Regions from separate parts of the Mus musculus genome. Here all the other regions are linked to region 1. Evidence: chromatin loops called from intact Hi-C (ENCODE). Cell type or tissue: heart. All regions are shown on one strand. Links, peaks and the distances in the headings refer to the core of each region. The heading gives the core; the rest is flanking DNA.

Evidence for each region. Hi-C counts contacts between places; a loop is a spot of excess contacts. Peaks named below come from ENCODE experiments on the same cell type or tissue, not always from the same donor. Only the 100,000 strongest peaks of a DNase experiment are listed, where the experiment ranks them.
Region 2: it touches region 1 in a loop (5-fold over the local background); 3 of 42 quality-filtered maps call a loop at or near these places.
Region 3: it touches region 1 in a loop (5-fold over the local background); 2 of 42 quality-filtered maps call a loop at or near these places.

What each region holds. Positions count from the first base shown.
Region 1 is chr16:22,262,136-22,269,933 of GRCm38, forward strand. Tra2b (transformer 2 beta) reads right to left here and starts at 3,870. Exons shown (of 9, transcript NM_009186.5): 1 at 3,606-3,870. The coding sequence starts at 3,641. In heart, for the core only: a CTCF peak has its summit at 3,882; DNase peaks (open chromatin) are centred at 3,246 and 3,886; H3K4me3 peaks cover 3,524 bases; H3K27ac peaks cover 3,132 bases.
Region 2 is chr16:23,103,246-23,109,644 of GRCm38, forward strand. Eif4a2 (eukaryotic translation initiation factor 4A2) reads left to right here and starts at 4,223. Exons shown (of 11, transcript NM_013506.3): 1 at 4,223-4,575; 2 at 5,343-5,388; 3 at 5,474-5,606; 4 at 5,875-6,014. The coding sequence starts at 4,547. It overlaps Snord2 (small nucleolar RNA, C/D box 2), which reads left to right and starts at 5,708; the gene lies at 5,708-5,775. In heart, for the core only: a CTCF peak has its summit at 4,154; DNase peaks (open chromatin) are centred at 4,156, 4,506 and 5,006; H3K4me3 peaks cover 2,807 bases; H3K27ac peaks cover 2,509 bases.
Region 3 is chr16:21,784,448-21,790,846 of GRCm38, forward strand. It overlaps Ehhadh (enoyl-Coenzyme A, hydratase/3-hydroxyacyl Coenzyme A dehydrogenase), which reads right to left and starts at 3,387. Exons shown (of 7, transcript NM_023737.3): 1 at 3,260-3,387. The coding sequence starts at 3,333. In heart, for the core only: CTCF peaks have their summits at 4,383 and 6,262 (motif pointing left); a DNase peak (open chromatin) is centred at 3,424; H3K4me3 peaks cover 1,014 bases; H3K27ac peaks cover 924 bases.

The sequences.
Region 1 (7,798 bases), core at 1,200-6,199:
ATCTATCACAGGATAGATAAACTGCAGAATTTGAAAGGCAATTGGATGGGGTGGTGTCCCGAAGCTACTACTTGATTCAGATGGCTTATGTTTCAAGCACACTCTCTACACAGCTACTACCGTACCACAATATTTGCTAATTCCAAACTTTTCTTTAACCTCTTGGCTACTACAGTCATAAAGTAGCCTAACAAAAATTTTAAATTATCTAGCTTGTACAATCCTTAGTTTCTGGCTTTTCAGGACAAAGACTCAAATTCACAATCTCAAAGAAGTTAGAATTTTATGCTAAGTGGACCATCAAAATGAATAAAAGCCTCACAGCCTATAATGGAACTATTACTGGGTTTTCAAATATTAACACCAATATTACTTTACATTGAGTGGCAGTGTTTTTCCTTCAAAGAAAAGGTGCTTTACAAAATGAATAATTTAAAAGTACTAGAAGCAGCCAGGTGCGGTGGTGCACGTCTTTAATCCCAGCACTTGGGAGGCAGAGGCAGGCGGATTTCTGAGTTGGAGGCCAGCCTGGTCTACAGAGTGAGTTCCAGGACAGCCATCCAGGACAGCCAGGGCTATATGGAGAAACCCTGTCTTGAAATTCCAAAAAAAAAAAAAAAAAAAAAAAAAAATTACTAGAAGAGATTTTAATTACACCAACTTTAAAATAAGTCAGAAAAAAACCACTCAACTCAATAAATACTACAGATAGCAAAGAATGAGAACATACTGCAACGGAGCTAACATCCATCCAATAAATTTTGTGACCAAACTAAACACTATTTCACACAATCAGTCTGTTTAGGAAACAACCTTGAAAGCCTAAAGGGTTTGAGGGAATCCAGAAGTGTGGCAGTGTCCACAGGAAGAGAGGTAGTCACTACTGAGATTCCAGGGAGCTTAACAATTTATACCATGTACATTATCAACTCCAAGGGTCTAGAAGTCAATGAAACTCATTTTCAGGTTCCAGAGATAGGTGGTTATACCAGGCATATCTAAGGCAATTACTTTGAACATGACTTTTACACTTATAATAAAAGGGAGGGTGAATCTGATAATCATCAGATCTGGTCTTGCTATGTTTGTGTATAAGGAGGCTACATGGCAGGCAAGCAATCTGAGTTACACAACCAGTCCTTAAACTACCCCTTATTCCTTTGGAGGAAAATGTTCAGTCTTACTAAATAATTTACCCAGATATCTTGAACTCTGAATCCTATCCAGGATAAGCAGCTAGGATTTACAAACCTGCAACACTCTGCCCAGCTTACCCTGAAGTATTTTTAAACCTCATCTCTGAACTTTTGTTTTGGCAAGCCTTCTTGAAAAAAGTTCAGCTAAATGTTTCAGTTTTCCACTCATCCCAAGATTTCAATTGAAAAGCAAAAAATTAAATTAAAAACAGGGCTGGAGAATTGGCCCAGCAGTTAAGAGTACTTACTGACTTTAGGAAGAGCAGGGTTTGTGCCCCACTACCCACCACATCAGGTAGCTCAAAATTGTACACATGGCCCAAAAAGGGGATCGTGCACACACCTCCAGGAGTTTTTAACCTCAGTACTCAGAAACCAGAGGCAGGAGAATCTCATGAGTTTGAAGCCAGCCAGCCTGGTATACATAATTTGAGTTTACCTCAATATTTGAGGTAAATACAATACAGGCAGAGCTACAACAAAGTCTCTAAAAACAAAAAATTTGAGTTTAAGTATTACACAACTTTCAAGTTTAGAAATAAATCAGAAAGTCGATTTTTAGTACTTTTTCCCCCCAATTATTTCCAATTAAGTAGTCAGGTCAGCAGGATGTGTTGATTCACACCTTAAACCACAGCATTAGGGAGGCAGAGGCAGGCAAACGCCTGGGGTTGAGACTAGCCTGGTCTACAGAGCTAAGTTCCAAGACAGGGACATAGAGTAACTCTACCTCAAATATTGAAAATCACCAGAAGGTGCATCTTACTAAAAACAAAAAAACCAAACCTCTAACAGGAGTAACAATTTCTCAGCTCTTTCAAAATGGTACCCACTTTCATTCAATTGCTTTTTTTCTCCCTTGAGTAATGTGACCCACAGCTAATACTAGGAAAAATTTCCACAGGTATGATGATGCATACCTATTTAGTCCCAAAGCAACAACAAAAAACTATTTGCTTTTAATTCTAAACAGACTAACTTCAACTTCGGAAGGCAGGCTCAACATCGTAAGGTACATGTGGGTGAAATTAGGAGCTCAAACAATACGAACTTACAAGTTGGGATGTAGTTTAGTAGTAGGGGCTTGCCCATCACTGAGACTAGGTCCCATTCTCCATTATCAGAAAAACAACATTCTGTCCCACTCCCCCATCGCTTTCTTTCCTTAGGTAAAAGGCACGCACTGGTTGACACTGAACTTTAAATTGTCTTAGGGACTCATCTCCGTATATAAAAGATTACATCCGTTCAAATTACTCTTTTTGGGTTCAAGTTCACCATGGAAGTCCAAGAATGCTCTCTACCAAACCGTCAAAGGCCTTTTAGAGTTTACTAACCAAAAAAATAAACTGTGAACTAGTGGTTAAGTGTTCCTGTGAACTTTTTGCGAAAATAAAAACGTTAGTACAGGAAGGGCAAAACAGCCATTCTTATGATGCTTGTAAGCCGTTTCCAAACTGCAATTACCTGTTCACTGAGCCCTGGACTTCCGCATCTTCACGTGACAGTTTTTAATCTAAACTCTACAGCCACGCCACATGCGCCTCATTTGTTCAGCTTTGGGGCTGGGTCTAGTCCAGGCCCATTGTATACAATCTAATCAACCTCTACCGATTTTCACCCTCTGGGAGGTGGAAGCTTAAAAATAAAATCCCGTCGACTTCAGAGTTTAATAGCGCCATCAATTGTCGCCAATGGTTTCTCCTTCCCAAGTCCCCCCAGGGGTAGGGAGGCTCTATACAACAACGCCTAACGACCTTGCGTTCTATTCCAGTAAGCTCTCAACAATGGGAGAAACGCTGTAGCACAAAGCCCTCCAACTAACGGGGCCCCCAATCCCCCTCAGCCGTTTCCGTCTCCAGATGCTCCAAGAGCCCCCTACAGCTAGCTGTCCCTTACCGGGACCAGGAGGCCCTCCATCAACCGAAAAGCATCAGTCAGTCCCCATAGGCTCCCGGCCACACGTGGCTTTTCTCCGCTTCACCCTTGGACCCCGGGTGGCGAGGCGGCAAAGCCTGGCTGCAGGGAGCGGCGGCTCCGCCATTTTGTGCCTCTGGCAGCGCGCCCGGCCCGCGAGCCCAAGATGGCTGCGGCGCGGCTTCGCAGGAGAGCAACGGCGAAAGAAGATACCGTTCCCATCCCCCAACGCCGACGGACGCCGCGGCCATCTTTAGCCTCCCCCCGCCCCGTAACGGGGGGAAAGGAAAAAAAAAAAAAACGGTCGTGGCGGGTGCGAGGCACACAGCCCGCCCGCGGCCTCCCTCCGACGAGAAGCGCCGGCCACCAGGCCCTCCGGCGCCCCGGCTCCCTCCGCACGTCAGGCTCCCGACACCCGGCTGCACCGGGCCGAGAGGCCTAGAAGAAGTAGCAGGGTGGGGACCGCGGCCGCCCGCGCAACTCCGCGCTTACCCGCTCGCCGTAGTTCTGCTCGCCGCTGTCGCTCATGACTCCGGGTCGCTGTCACCGCTACGGGCCTTTCCTGAAGCTGTCAAGCTCCCGCCTTCCTTACAGAGGCTCCGCCGCAGCCTAGCGCGACGCCACACTTTTGCGAGGAGCTCGAAGCCGACACGCTCCGCACCACCTCCGCACCGGTCTAACACTGCCGGATGTGACGCCACGCTCTTTAACCTGGTCCCACCCACTCCCCCGAAGGCGCGCTTTCCTGGCCCCTCCCACTTCGACGCGCCTTCCAACCGCTTTCTCCTGCAGGGGCGCTTCCCAAACCGGACGTGACGTCTACCTTACCGCCCTGCCCCTCCCCTCCCCTAGTACCCGGCCACAGCGTGGCGGGAAAGTGTGCGCCTGCCTTTGGGCGTCTGTTGTGGTCTCCTCGGGACACCGTGATGTCCGTAGCCTTGCCACACTCGTTTCTGGAACCTTCTAGAGAACCGTCCTGGGTGGAAGAAGAGAAGAGATGGTTGTACATTCCTCCATGCCTTTGTTCTGTCTCACTAGTTTCCTCTCCTTTTGTTCTCTCATGATCTAGGAGAGAACACAGCCACACACTGGATTCTCACCTCCCGTTTATTTAGACTTAATTCTAGAGCTTTCCTTCCTAAATAAAACCTCCATTTAAAACTCTCGCAATTTAAACCGGGCATTAATGGTGCATGCCTTTAATCCCAGCACTAAAGAGGCAGAGACAAGCAGATCCCTGAGTTTGGGGACAGCTTGGTCTACACGGAGAAACCCTAGCTCAAAGCAAACAAACAAATTGAGGTTTGAGACAAAGCCTCATTGTGTTGCCTGGGTTGACCTTGAACCCACCGTGTATGTTATATAGCCTAGGCTGATGTTAGGAATGTATTAACCCTTCTGGGTCAGCCTCCCAAATCCTGGGATTATAGTTATGAACTATCAATCCTATGGCCTGGTGTGGTAATACACGCCTTTAAGGCGGATCTCTGTGAGTTCCAGGTAAGCCGAATATACAAAGCGAGTTCCAGGACAGTCAGGATTACACAGAGAAACCTGGTCTCATTCCCCACCCTGACTCCCACCTGGGGAAATGGAAAGGAAAGAAAGAAATGGAGAAAGGAAAGCCAGGCAGGGTGGTGCACACTTGTAATCCTTGTAATCGCAGCATGAGAGGTGAGCCCAAGGACAGTTAGCTGTTTAAGGCCAACCTGGGCTACATGAGCGGGCCCCCTTCAAAAAGTGACACAAAACAGAAAATAATTCAAGAGAAACGGGCCTGTAGTAATGGATTTCTGTTTGGGAGAAGCCGCCTGCCCTCTAGCCTCTAAGGATAGCATGAAAGAACACTGAAGATATCTATAGAAAACCATGCCAAATGAGTTCTTGAGATGAATACCATTTTGACAGTCTTCTTGTTTGGTTTGGTTTGGTTTTTTTTTTTTTTTTTTTTTTTTTGGTTTTTCGAGATAGGATTTCTCTGTGTAGCCCTGGCTGTCCTGGAACTCACTCTGTAGACCAGGCTGACCTTGAACTCAGAAATCAACCTGCCTCTGCCTCCCAAGTGCTGAGATTAAAGGCATGCACTACTGCCCAGCGACAGTCACATAGCTTCCGTGAATATTCTGAGCTACAGGATGATCCAACACTCGCAGTTTCAATGAATAAAACAAAAGCTAATTAATGAAAGAACTGTAGTTAATCTGGCCAGCCCAGCTTTACACAGTCACCAACCACGTCATCATTTCAACGTGAGCTCATGTCCACCAGATGGTGTCAAGCCTCAACAAGACCAGACAGCCCTGGGCAGCAGCTCCACATCTGGCCAACATTACTAGTGCCAGCTACTAGTTCCAACAGCACTAGCCAACATCAGCTCCCTAATATTTACTGTCTAAGTTTTCTTCTTCCTGTACTATGGATCGAACCCACAGATTTACCATTCCAGGCAAGCACACCACAACTGTACTGTGACCTCCGTCCCTCAGTTACATACCCTTGCTTTTTTTTGGGGGGGGGGGCTGTCAAGACAGGGTTTCTCTGTATAGCCCTGGCTGTCCTAGAACTCACTTTGTAGACCAGGCTGGCCTCGAACTCAGAAATCCGCCTGCCTCTGCCTCCTGAGTGCTGGGACTAAAGGTGTGCGCCACCACACCCGGCTATACCCTTGCATTTTTAAGCTGCAGATATTCTGGATCACTTATTACTATGGTTTTCCCATTAGAGTTGGGTGTGGTGGCACACCTATAATCCCAGCACTTGAGGAATAGGGGCAGGAGAATCAAGAGTCCAAAATTAGAGCCAGAGGTGGTGGTGCACGTCTTTAATCCCACCATTTGGGAGGCAGGGGCAAGCCAGTTTCTGAGTTGAATGCCAGCCTGATCTACAGAGTGAGTTCAAGGACAGCTCAGGGCTACACAGAGAAACCCTGTCACAGGGTGGGTAGGTGGATGTGGAAGAATAGTTTCCTGGAGGTAATGTCATGGAAATGTTCCTCACTGTTCACAGTTGCCAAATTTTTTCAAATTTTCTTCATGGAAATTTGATGGGGGTGTTGGTATTGTTTTACATTTGTTCTTTCAGGTTGTGTGTGTGTTCAAAAGAGTGCACACATGAATCAGATCCCATTACAGATGGCTGTGAGCCACCATGTGGTTGCTGGGACTTGAACTCAGGACCTCTGGAAGAGCAGTCAGTGCTCTTAACCACTGCGCCATCTCATCATCCCCCAACACCTAGTTTTTGTTTGGTGTTTTTTTCAAGACCAGGTTTCTCTGTGTACCTTTGCCTCCCATGGAACTCACTATGTAGCTCAGGCTGGCCTTGGACTGAGATCTCCCTCTCACGTGCTAGAATTAAAGGCATTTGCCACCAGTGCCAGGCCCACGTGTTCTTTTGAGATAGGGTCTCTCCTGGATTCTGGGGCTTACTGATCAGACTAGCCCGGCTATCCTGCAACTGCAGCACTGACTATAAACCCTATAAACCGTCATCATCCCATATTTTTAATATGGGTTTGTTGTTGATTTTTTTAAGATATTGTATTAGAGGGCACTGGCGAGATGGCTCATTGTTCTTCCAGAGGACCCAGGTTCAGTTCCCAGCACCCACATGGCAGCTTGCAACTGCCTAAAACTCCAGTTCCAGGAGATTAATGGTCTCTTCTGTAATCCACAGATACTGTATGCACATGTGAACATAAAAACAAGCAGACAAAACACTCATGCACAGACAAATATTCAAAAATAAATAAATGAGCATATGTATACAACAACTATTTTGTGGATTTTATCCTTACTGGGACAAAATACCTTGCAAAGACAATATAAGGAAGGAAAGGTAACTGTGTGGTGGCTCAGGTTCAAAGGTATATTCACCATGGTGTGAAAGTCATAGTGGCAGCAACTGAAGAGGCCTGGTCACATTTCCTTGTTACCCAGAAGCTAAGAGATGAATACTTAGGTCATTTTCTCATTTTTATGCAGTCTGGGCCCAAACACTTGGATTAAGAGTTGGCCTTTAAACTCAATGTAGAAAACTTCTCATAGCCTTGCAGACTCTTGACTCATGGTGATTCTAAGTCTTGTGTTGACCAAGGTGTCATTACAATAACTAGCTTCTCTTTTTCCAACTCTAGACTTGCCTCTCAATTGCATAGTAACATATTACAGAATGAGATGGTTAGGGAAACTGCCTTCCCTTGCCAGGATAAGTAGGCAGGAACAGGGAACATCCATTGGAGATTCAGAGGAAGACCAAGAGCTTGATTTGTCTTCTGCTTTGTGTTGTGTTTTATAAAAAAAGAAAGAAAGAATCATAAATATGTTTGGTAGAAGTGCAGGATGGTGAGGTGGAAGGGGCTACCTCTGCTGGGGCACGCCTTCTTCTGAGGTAACAGACACACGATGGGTATAGTATAGAATAGAGTTTATTTAGGACATAAGAAGCGGAGTTGAGGGAATAGAGATAGAGAAAAGCAGAGAGGGAGGGAGGGAGAAAGAGAGAGAGAAGAGAAGAGAAGAGAAGAGAAGAGAAGAGAAGAGAAGAGAAGAGAAGAGAAGAGAAGAGAAGAGAGGAGGGGAATGGGAAGAGAAGGGACAGAAAGGGAAAAGAGTAAGTAAGAGGGTAAGAGAGGAGGGGCAAACAGCTCCTTTTATAGAGAGTCAGGCACACCTGGCTGTTGCCAG
Region 2 (6,399 bases), core at 1,400-6,399, 840 kb after region 1:
TTTGATTTCAGGGGTGGGCAGTAAGAGAATGATGCATATGCAACAAAATTTTTTACTATTAAAAAACGGGACGGGAGCCGGGCGTGGTGGCACACGCCTTTAATCCCAGCACTCAGGAGGCAGAGGCAGGCGGATTTCAGAGTTCGACAGAGTGAGTTCTGCCAGGGCTACACAGAGAAACCCTGTCTCAAAAAACCAAAAAACCAAACCAAAACAAAACAAAACAAAACAAAAAACAAACAAAAAACGGGACGGGACGGGATTCACAGTTTAAACTTCTGAAATACACTTGACTTATGCACTGCTCACCTGAAATATCTTTGTTTTAAGGGTACATGGGCTATGATGGGGAATACCTATAATCCTGGTACTTAGTTCAGGGTCATTCTGGGCTGCATGGGGAAATTAAATTCAGGTTTTCAGGCTTGGCAGCAAGTCCCTTAACCCACTGAGTGGTCTTGGCCCACAAATGCTTAGAAGTTATTGTGAAGAACATGAGAGTAAATGCTACCTTCTAAATGACTTTGGGAAACATTGCTACACACACACACACACACACACACACACACACACACACAGAGAGAGAGAGAGAGAGAGAGAGAGAGAGAGAGAGAGAGAGAGAGAGAGTCTGTCCTCTAACTTGCTCCAGCAACTGAATAATACAAAGAGGTAGGCAGCAGTAGCCTACCCATTCTTACCCAGCGTGGGTAAGAGATTAAGAGAGCAGCAGGTCTTAAGAGAGTAGCAGACTAAGACAGGCTGTGTCTTAGTCAGGGTTCTACCGTTCATGAAACACCAGGGCTAACAGCAAGTTGTGGAGGAAAGGGGTTATTTGGCTTATACTTCCACATCATTGGAGGAAGTCAGGACAGGAACTCAAATAGTTTCAACCTCAAACTCCAGAACCTGGTGGCAGGAGCTAAAGCAGAGGCCATGGAGGAGGGCTGCTTATTGGCTTGTTCCTTATGGCTTGCTCAGTCTACTTTCTTATAGAACCCAGGACCTCCAGCCTAGGGATGGCACCACCCACAATGGGCTGGCCCTGGAGGAAAATCACTAATTGAGAAAATGATTTATAGATGGTTCTCATGGAGACATTTTCTCAACTGAGGTTCCTTCCTCTCTGATAACTTGAGCTTGTGTCAAGTTGACACACAAAACCAGATAGTTTAGGCTGTGAACTTATTAAACAATAAACATGAGTAGTAAAATAGGTCTGAGCCAGGTGTGGTGACACACGCCTTTAATCCCAGCACTGGGGAGGCAAAGGCAGGTGGATTTATGAGTTTGAGGCCAGCCTGGTCTACAGAGTGTGTTCCAGGACAGCCAGGGCTATACAGAGAAACCCTGTCTCAAAAAAACAAACAAAAACAAAAACAAAAAGGTCTGAAAATATACATAAACAAAATTTTGTGGACCAACTGATTATGAAACTGCTGTTTCATTTTTGTTATTTTACTTTTATTTTATTTTGCTTTTGTGTATGGATGTTCAACAGTGGCTGGCCTAGAACTTTTTATTTTAGAGCAGGCTAGCTTCCAACTCAGAGTTTCACCTGCCTCTGTCTTCCAAGTGCTGGAATTAAAGGCATGTGCTGTGCAAGGCTCTATTTAATTTTTGGTGTTTTTTTTTTTTTTTTTTTTTTTCCGAGACCGGGTTTCTCTGTGTAGCCCTAACTGTCCTGGAACTCACTCTGTAGACCAGGCTGGCCTCTTTTTGTTTTTGTTTTTGTTTTTCGAGATAAGGTTTCTCTGTATAGCTCTGACTGTCCTGGAACTCACTCTGTAGAACAGGCTGGCCTTGAACTCAGAAATTCACCTGCCTCTGCCTCCCCAGTGCTGGGATTAAAGGCGTGTACCACCATGCCCCGTATTTGTTTTGTTTTTAAGCAGTATTTATGTATTTCAGGGGGCTCTTGCCCATGCTCTAGCCCAGGTGCACCTTGAACTTGTGATTCTCTTGGCTCTGCCTCTTGAGTAGGTAAAATCACAGGCCTGTGGCTTGGTTAAGATTTTTTTTTTTTAATTACCATTTGTAGTATAACTGGTCTCACACATTCCAAGATTATTAAGGAACATTTATATTTATATAAACATTCATTCATTTACTTTTGAGATACAGTTTCTCTGTGTAGCCCTGGCTGTTCTGGAATTTGCTCTGTAGGCCAGGTTGGCCTCAAATTCAGAGATCCCACTGCTTGCACCTCTACCTCTGCCTCACAAGTGCTGGGGTTAAAGGCTTGCACCACCACTGCCTGGCCACTAAGAGTATTTATAGTTAACTTTGATAAGGCTACTTTCAGATGATAGCTGAGTATCCTTATATTGGTGTCAACTCCATCTATACAGACTTACAAAACCTTAAGAATCTATGCTTTATTTTTAGCTCATGAGTTACTTGGTGCTATTTATGCTGTGAGAACAGGATAAGCACAGTGTTTACTGGAAACACCTCATGGGGGATGGAGACTTTGATTTATTATCTTCTAATTTATTATTATTATTATTGTCATTTTTTTCCAAGACTGGGTTTCACTATGTACCTCTGACTGTCCACTATGTAGACCAGGCTGGCCTTGAAACTCATAGAGATCCATCTGCCTCCATGAGTGCTGGGATTAAAGACATGTGTGACCATACTCAGACTATACTTTTTAAATACAAAATGTCTTCCACAGTTATAGTCTAAAGGTTAGCCTTAAATATTTCCTCTTAAGGGACTTAGGAAAATCCTCAGGGCATGTAATGACAGTACTAACCATAACGAAAACATCTGTTAGGCACATGTAGTCTTCCTCAGAAAAACTGAACTTTGTTGAGTTTCTTAGATCAGGAAGTATTATTTATTTTTATTTTTATGGCAACTTTGAAAGAGACTCTACACAGGATGGCCAATCCATTTTGTCACTCACTCACTTGTCCCTTGAGGCAAGGTCTCATTATATAGCCCTTGCTGGCCTGAACCCTCTAAGACTTGCAGGGATCCACGAGCCTCCACTTCCTGAGTGCTAGGGTTAAAAGTCCATGTCACCACACCCGGTCTCTATTTTGTCATCATTTTGTAACAGTTTCTGACACAATAACTTCCAAATAAGTACAGGTTTTATTTTTGAGTAAGGATAGCACATAGGGCTGGCAAGATGATTCAATGCTGGCCTTAGGGCATGCTGACCTAAGTTCCATCCCCAGGACCCACTTGTGGGATCCAAGTAGTAGGAGACGAATCAACTCCTAAGAGTCGTCCGTTGACTTCCACGCGCTGAGGTGCACACTCAATAAATAAACAAATACAATTTAATCTAATTTAATCTTTTTAGAGCCAAATACTTTTCGTAAATTACCAAACTGAGCCTTTTCCTTCTCTGGTTAGTCAGTCTTTGGTCTTCTGAATTAATGAGAAAAATTTTTGAGTGTTCAGGATACTTTCATATTTTAAAATTCAAGGATTAAATATCTTATATTTTTTTGCAAGGGGCTCGAGTTGTGGCTGACTGGAAACGTCTAGGCTTATGCAGCCATGCAAGTTTATTACGAGCAATACGAACTATATTGTCTCAATTTCAGTAAGGCAATATTAGATGATTAAAATCGTTTTTGTTTTTTGTTTTTGTTTTGTTTTACCAGAAGAGACAATCAGCTCTTGAAGTGCTAGGGCTGAGTCTGCCAGAAGCACCCATTTACATTTCTGTGTTACAAAGAATGACAGGTCCTTTGCACAAGTTGGTAGTGATTCTATCAGTCATTTCTCGCACCTGTTAGGTTGAAATTATTAGCATTATTTTTTAAGCCAGAGCTGAAGACGACCGACCAGAAAGAGATGAAAATCGAATCACCACCCTAGGGACATCTGTTAATGATACTACACACTGTGCTTCTCGTCTTACAAAAATAGAACTGCAAACTGGATTTCCTAGGATGTGCTGGGTGGCCGACATTTTCCGTGGCAGGGGTTTCACACGTTCCAGATCTGAATGGATATTAAATGGCTGGGCGAAATGCCAGGTAGCCCTTTCCTGTCACATTAAACAGCAGTGAGAACGGGCGGGGTAACCCTATTCTGTTCCGGCACGGAACGCGGTGGCTCGGACCAAGGGCACGCTGACGCGCAGGTAGCCCGGAGCTGCGTCCTGGAGACGCCGCCCGCCAGCGAACAGCGCCACCGGCTTCCGCCCTAAGCGCCCAGGGCTCCGCCGGCCTCTGCGGCAGGGCCGCGGAAACCCCGTAGGAGCAGGGCGGCCGAGGAGCGCGGCGCGCGGTCGCGCTGCTGCAATATTCTTCCGCCGAAAGCAAAGAGTCCCAGACCCGTTCCCGATTCGTGGATCTCCGGGAACGCTGTAATACCAAGTAATAGTGAAATGTGGATTTTGTCATCGACTCCTGTAGGGCTTCACCTCCGGTAACAAACTCCAGGAGTACAATTTTGTGGCTTCCGAAAGGGGAATAAGGAAATTCCTCCGCGAGAAACGGGTTCCGGCCGCGAGCCTATAAAAAACGGGCGGCGCCGTCCGCCTGTCTTTTCAGTCGGGCGCTGAGTGGGTTTTCGGATCATGTCTGGTGGCTCCGCGGATTACAACAGGTACGGCGCTCCCGGGGCGGCCGGTGGCCTGTAGTCAAGGTCACTAGGACCCGCGTTGAGGTGGGTTGCTTGGCGGCCACACTGCAGGTATGCGGGCTTTTTCTTAGGGCACACACTTCTCCTTGTGCCCTTCGAGAAGCTTCCATGATGGTAAGACTCCAGATGTTGGGGAGACAGGACGGATACAAGAACGGAGTATTAAGGATGCCCTTTCTTAGGACACATTGTGACATCTTGGCTGCTGCCCCTCCCCGTACGGGATATGGCAAGCGGAGCCGTGGCGCAGACTGCTTAGGGGCGGGTAACCGGGACCCGAAGGTTTATTGGCGGCCAGTGGCGCGAGCTGGCGTTCTTAGGGTTCTGTCGAGATGGGAGATTGGACGGCCAGGGGACGATCACCCTGGACCGTGAAACGGAGCGACGGAGCCGTTGGCATGGACCTGCCTGGGCCTTTCGGCGTCAATCACGCCGGCTTGCGCAGAGTTAGGGGCGGAGCTCGGCGCGCGGAGCACTCGCGAGAGCTTCGCTTCCCAAGCGGGAGGGCCTGGTCCTAGGGCACTGAGTAAAGGGGCGTCTATACTTAGGGGTCCAAGTCCCAAGCTGTTGGGGAGGGCGAATGGCGCTTCGCAGCATTGCGGCCGGTTTTGAGGCGTTTTCAGCAGAGCACAGGGGCGCGGAGGGGAATGAGGTACGGGGTGGAAGGGCCCTTTAAGGGTCTCTGCGTGGCTTGGAAGCAGTATGTCTAACTGCAGTGTTGTTGTCAGCAGAGAACATGGCGGCCCAGAGGGAATGGACCCCGATGGTGTCATCGAGGTAAGGAGTGGGTGTGGACGTTAAAGGTTTGGAAAGGTACATTTTTTTTTCATGTCTTATTCATAGTTTCATTATTAACTTACAGAGCAACTGGAATGAAATTGTTGATAACTTTGATGATATGAATTTAAAGGAGTCCCTTCTTCGAGGCATCTATGCATATGGTTTTGAGAAGCCTTCAGCTATTCAGCAAAGAGCTATTATCCCTTGTATTAAAGGTAAAACTCTATTGCCGTTAGGATAAGTGCTCTGCACATACATGGACCGGAAAAGGGAAAGTGACCTTTGGGGAAGTACTAGCACCTGATTGTATTCCTTAAAGTGAAATGATGGCAAATCATCTTTCGGGACTGACCTGAAATGAAGAGAATACTCTTGCTGATCACTTATGTGGGCGTAACTTTATGTTCCAACTGGAATACATGGTGTATAGTAGAAGTAACGATTTGATGTGGGATCGGTAAATATGTATCCTACTTTTTTTAGGGTATGATGTGATTGCTCAAGCTCAGTCAGGTACTGGCAAGACAGCCACATTTGCTATTTCCATCCTGCAACAGTTGGAGATTGAGTTCAAGGAGACCCAAGCACTAGTATTGGCCCCCACCAGAGAACTGGCTCAACAGGTATTGATAGTGTAGTTCAAAAAACTGCTTGCGTGTTGCATAGGTTTCAGGTTTCACAACTGTGAAGAATTTAAAATTAAAACGTATAAATTGTCCTAGTCCTGTGAGAGCCCCCATTTTAATTGTCCATGCATGCAGGGAGTTTTGTTGAAAGCTAAGCAGGAAATGGGTATTGTAGGTATGACTTTAGGGATTGATTGCACCTCAACAGTTAAACCCATAGGTTTCTCAGGGTGGATTATATCTGTACCCATTTAAAATTTGGAATGCAGTTGTGCAACATGAAAACTGCAGTGACATGTTAAACATTTGACTGTCTCAGTAGTTTGTGATGCATCTGTTGCATGCTATGTTTTCAAAGCACTGCTATATTGGCTTTGAAGTA
Region 3 (6,399 bases), core at 1,400-6,399, 480 kb before region 1:
GGTTTTTGTTTTAACTAAGTAGATTATAGTTATCAAAAAAAATGTTGAAAACCATTGCTCTGTGAGATAGTAGTTAGGAAGAAACTGAACCTTCCCAGAATGGAGAAAAACATGATTGCCCTCTCTAACAAGGAAGGGTTTTAATTGTTGGGAAAAGAGAGTTAGACAATTTACAATACCTCATTCATGTAGAAAGAGATAGGTTCCTGCATAAAATTAGAAAGAGGGGAAAGAAGGTGGGAAGATGGGAGAGAGGGAGGGAGGGAGGGAGAAAAGCAAATAATAATAATAATAATAATAATAATAATAATAATAAGGTAGAAAACAAGTATGCTAAGCTGTTAAAGTTGGTGAACAATTTACCTAAAATTAAAGTTCAGAGGAAAACATGGGAACATGTAGGGTCTAAGAGAAAAAAAGATCTCCACGAGGCTGAAGCAAATACTGAGCAAGGGGACTACTGCAGGGGACTGACCACAGGCTACTCAGAGATACAAGGAGGTCCTAAAAGTGTGGAGTCATTTACAATACAATCTCCATTGCATTTACCTTAAGATTTCTCCTGATTGGGGAGGGACATAGCAGGCTAAATGCTAGGAACACACCAGAGAGTACCAGCAGGAGTGGTTGTGAGACTGTGGGACATTTCCCTCCTGACCTCTTGATGGACATAGTACTCAGGATCAGAGAGTTCAGTAGAATCCCTCTATCAAGTAATCCTATCAGTACATGAGCGCCCCACGTGGATACGGAGCCATATTGCTTATGCTTTCTTTGTGAGATCACGTGCTGTAGCCACTTCCTGGTTTCTGGGCTGAGATCAAGAGTGAGACTGGCATGATCAATAATTTGCTTCTGCCCTGCCCAAAGTAGCCAGTAATTTTTGCACATTATGTATTAATCAATGCCATCCTTCATATTAACATAAGTACAGTATTAAGTCAAGTGTGGTGGCACATACCTTTAATTCCAGTGATTGGGAGACAGAGGATAGTGGCTCTCTGCAAGTTCAAGGCCAGCCTAGTTCACATAGCTAGTCCAGGTCAGCCAGAACTACAAAGACGCTGTTACAAAACAAACAAACACAAACCCAAAACAACAACAACAAAAACCTCTCTTGGGGGCTGGTGAGATGGCTCAGTGGGTAAGAGCACCCAACTGCTCTTCCGAAGGTCAGGAGTTCAAATCCCAGCAACCACATGGTGGCTCACAACCATCTGTAACGAGATCTGACTGGAGTGTCTGAGGACAGCTACAGTGTACTTACATATAATAAATAAATAAATAAATCTTAAAAAAAAAACTCTCTCTTTTTTTTTTTTTTAGCCTCCATGAGTACCAGGGCATGTGATACACAGATATACTCTCAGGTAAAAGACCCATACACATAAAATAATAATAATAATTAAGTTTAAAAAATAAAATCTAATAACAGTGTGGTTTTAAATCTCAGTTAAAATGAACATGTCTCCTCTTTTCTGTTGTTTGTTTGTTTGCTTGCTTTTAAGATTTTTTTTTTTTTTTTGAGACAGGGTCTGAATAGATCAACAGTTCCTTCTGCCGCAGTCTCCTGAATGCTTCGATTCCAGGTGTGTGCCACCCCGGCATCTGTTTGGTTTTGCTCCAGCAGCTGGTGGTGGGAATTTTCAAATGGCCTATGTTTACTTTATTTATTCTGCTACTGTGCTGCTAGTTCCTTGGGATTGACGCATTCCCTCCCGAAGGGGCTAAGACTGGGGACGCTAAAGAGACTGACAGGGCACTGAAAGCTAAACACATCTACTGATGTTTAAGACGCCCCAGGAAGCTCAGAAACCTGTAAGTTTCATAAGATCCGTCTCCAAAGTTACAGGAGAGAAGCAATTGTGAGGAGGGGGCTCCTCACGAGTTGGGGTGGGCTTTCCAGGGGTTCCGTTGTTTCAGAAGCAACTATACTCTTGTAACTGACCTCAGTAAAGTCACTAATCTACCGAGCTAGACGTGGGTGGAATCCTTTACTTGGCCGGTCACAGATGCCCTCTCTCGGGTGAACGGTTAGTTGTTCTCATCCATTGTACAGGACTATTCTCCCAGCCAAACTGCTGCAAGTTTGGCTTGAGCCTGTTTGCCAAAGATCGCCAATGCTGGGCTTGTTGGTGGTAGACTTTCATAGAAGGACTGGACCAGAACACTCTGATTATCCAGCCACCCCTCTTTGCCCTAATTGTACCCTTGGGTCTCTAGGAAGGACTAGAGGATATAGGTAGGGAAGGATTAGGGGAGGGAGTTCTTTATTTATTTTTTTTTTCTTTAGTTTTTCGAGACAGGGTTCCTCTGTGTAGCCTTGGCTGTCCTGGAACTCACTTTGTAGACCAGGTTGGCCTCTAACTCAGAAGTGCTGCCTCCCGAGTGCTGGGATTAAAGGCGTGCGCCACCACGCTCGGCTGGGGAAGGGGTTCTTAACTGCCACGGGGAGTCATGATCTTTGCTGGGGAGGGCTGATTCCAATGTGGCAGTTCTAAAGTCACTCATGCTCCTGTCCCCGCCCTCCCCTCCCCCAACCTGCCCCCAGCGCACCACCCTGTTCTGAAAGTAAGCCTAAATCCATTGCATTGGTCCCCTGCAGAGTGAACAGGGCTGGAACTGTACCTAGGTTTGTCCTTTAGACTGTAAGGTCTCACCTGAGAAAAGGGTTTTAGCAAGGTCTCACCAGTGAAAATTATACAGTATCTGTCACAATCCTGTCCACCACTTCTGCAATGTATGGGTGACTCCTCCTGAGGCTAATATAGAATTATACTCTATTCGCCGGTGATATGGAGTGAACAGGGTAAATGAATATCATTTTTTCAAGAAGACAGATCTCATTTATAATAGTAATGTGCTAAGTGCATTGCACAGGAGGGCACTGCAGGTGGTGTAAATGAAACTTCAGCTTTTCAGAAAATACTATCCAGTAGGCCTCCTCTGACAGGGAGAGTTGACACTCAAGGCACTAAACTCTGCTTTTCTACGAGTCAGCTAACTATAGCTTTTGGCATCACAGAGACGCTGGGGTTGCAAGCCGGCAGTAAGGTTGCAGGAAGGGGTTCAAGCAGACACTTGCTGCATCAACCTCACCTTTGTAAGTTCCTGATTCGCCAGAACCAAACGTGGGCCTCGCAGTGAGGTCAACAGCTGACAGAAGGAAGGCCGGAGCCAGCTGCTCATTGGCCCGCCCTTCCAGCTGAGACAAGCCCCCTCCTAGACCCGCCACACCCCACTGTCCGGGCGGTGTTACCTGATGGCATTGACCGGTGGATTGCAGAGGCGGATCATAGCCAGGGAGTGGGGCAGCCTCAGATACTCAGCCATTTTCTCAAGGTATCCTGCGCCTCTGATGTCTGGGGCAGCCCGGGGCTCCTTTTCTGGGCCGCCCTGAGAGGAGGGGCGTGCTCTGAGCCAATGGGAGCCGCTGCTACCGCCTCCTGCCCCTTGCACTTCGTGCTCCCTGGGGCGGGCTGCGCTCCAAGGAGCGCGATCTTCCTATGCTTCCAAAGGGAATGTCCACAGGCAAGCCAAACTGCTGGGTCACACCACCAACGTCAATCACATGTTCACAAAACAGCCATTTACCAGGGCACGAAGCCCCGGCCTTCTCTAGTTCTGTCCCTCCTAAAGGCTGGGATTTTTCACAGTTCATCCAGGAACTGCACACATATTATGGGCTGGACGTAGGCTGCAGCCTGACAATAAACCATGCCTTGTCTCTTCCCTCTAAAACAGCCTGGGGCACGGTCCTTCCAGCTGCGCATGGCTCCTCTTGGTTGCCAAAGTCCACCAAGTGGACAGAAGACAGTGTGCAGGTTGACAAGTAAAACCGTACTTGTAAATCTTCACTGATGTTTCACAAGTTTTAACAATGTCTAAATATTATTTCTAGGAATGTTACTTCTAGGTATGGTGTCTAGGAGAAATCAGTCCCAGCATCCTAGGAACCTGAGCAGGTAGAGTTCAAGGTTTAATAGCACTGAGTGGCCTTATTACACCCCACCCCCTTGGAGCAAGGATCGATAATAAGCCCTCTTTGGAGTCATCTCAAGACACTTTATAATCTCCATCTGTAGGACTCGGTCACTGGCCATTAGGTTTGCACTTTTATTTTAATTGAGCACGGAACTTTCTGTGGTGTCTCCCACAGTGGGTTCTTGGTGAAGGCTTTAATATAAATCCATTAAATGGCTTGGATGTTTACAGTTGGCACCTCGGTGGGAGCAGAACCAGCGAAAGGCAAGTAAGGCATTTAGGGAACAAAGTTCAAAGGGCAGTTCCAATCAGGTTCTGCCAGTGCTCCTCAACAGCAAAGCCTCCTATCACTTAGTCCCTCTGTAAGTGGCAGAGGAATAGGGATACAGCTAGGTGGCAGCACAGTGGGTTCTCTTTTCCTAATGGTACAGAATTGTCTACAAGCATGGGTTCCAAAGTTGCTGAGTTCATGGATGCCAATTAAGCAGGTTCTACCGTGTTGCTGTGTGTAGATAGTCTTTTGATCTTCCATATCCTTCTATTTTACTTATTTTGTCTTACAAATGTAACCATACTTTTGGCTACGTTCCTGGATTACCTACTATCTTTCTCCACCCCAATCCCTTCCAACCCCACAACACTAGGTCAGTCAGAAAGAGAGTTAGAGGGAAAGGGGGCGTAGATCTGTTTAGACTACTTTCTGCTGATTAAGGGCATCAAGTTCCTTAGGGGCAAGTCCAGTCTTTGTCTTCAGGATATCCAATTTCTTCTTCTCATCTTTGCTCACAGCAACAGGAACCAGCAGCAGCAGCAGTGGTGGAGGCAGCAGCGGCAGCAGCAGCAGGGGGGCAGCAGCCTCCACAGCTTCTGGGTCTCTGGCATTTTTATACCCTTTCAAGAGTCCACAGAATTCCAAATGTAAACTAATTTTTTTTTTTTTTTGGCAGAATCACACCCCTGCCAGAGCATGAGACGAATCATAGTCAGCTGCTGTGAGAGCAACCCCATATTCCACACCTGGGACTAAAACAAAACATATTCACACACCATAACTGTTTTCAAAAAAGAAACAAAATTCTTACTACATACACAGTGCTACTTCATAGGATATCACTGTCTTAGGCAAGCACCTCACTCTTTCACTGTAGCAACTGTGTCATCTTACATCCTATGTTCACAGGGTATCTCAGGTTTGTTAATGCTTCAAAAAAAATCACTATAAGCCCTGAAACCACTACAGTGCCCAGAGGGTAAATGCTGAACTCTGTCACAAATACTGAGTTTTTGCCTGCTGGACCATGCAGGTCTCTAACTACTCGAAGAACAGGGTTGGCTATCTCTTACCATCTCCAGATCCTTATCCACTGAAAAGCTCAATCTGTTTTCTATCAGACAAGGATTCCTTGGTATAGTTTAAATTCAGTCTCATTGAAAGGAAGGAAAATATTCATGAGTCACTACTGACCATTATCATTTTAACTTTGCATTATGTAAGTTTTCAAGCGTGCACCAAAAGTAATAATATAATAAAACAACAATAACAGTATGTGGCCATTTTGATCATTGTTATCATCTTGTGTTTTACAGTAAGTCCGATCACAAAACCATAGTGTTTTGGCATTGGCTCTGCTGAACACGGTGTTATGGTACTACAGTGGTTCGAGCCTGCAATCCAAATATGCAGGAGGTAGAGGCAGGAGGATCACTGTGAGTTTGAGACCACCCTGGGCTATATAGATGAGGCCTCAAAACAAGCAAATAGGGCTTGTGAGATGGCTCAGTGGGTAAGAGTACCCGACTGCTCTTCCGAAGGTCCAGAGTTCAAATCCCAGCAACCACATAGTGGCTCACAGCCATCTGTAACAAGATCTGACTCCCTCTTCTGGAGTGTCTGAAGACAACTACAGTGTACTTACATATAATAAATAAATAAATCTTTAAAAAAAACAAGCAAATAAGGATGATGCAATGGCTTTCTCTCCATTCTTTCTAAATTCCTCTCTATTGTTTCATCTAAGCCCACTCATGCTTTAAAAAGAAGTTCTTTTAATAGGTAAAAGGGCAGGACAATAGAGGTGGAGAGAAAAGCCTAGACCTATGCCTGTAATTTATTTACTTTTTTACTCATTCAGCAAATGTTTAAGACCTATCAGCTCCCAAAGTCTTGGGGCACTCAAATGTAGGTAATAGTTCAGTAGGTCAAAGGAGAGAAGGGGTTGAGGAGGGGAGCAGAGGAAAACAGAGACCGACTGACACTTTACCTCCTGACATCTAGTGGTCACAGTGGTAAATTTTACTCTTTTTCCTGTGACACAGAGTACCATGATGTTTGTTCAGGAAAGATTTTTTTTAAAAAGAGGTGAAGTGATTTATTTAAGGTCATAAGGCTGCTAATGTGGATCCATTTTGAGGAAC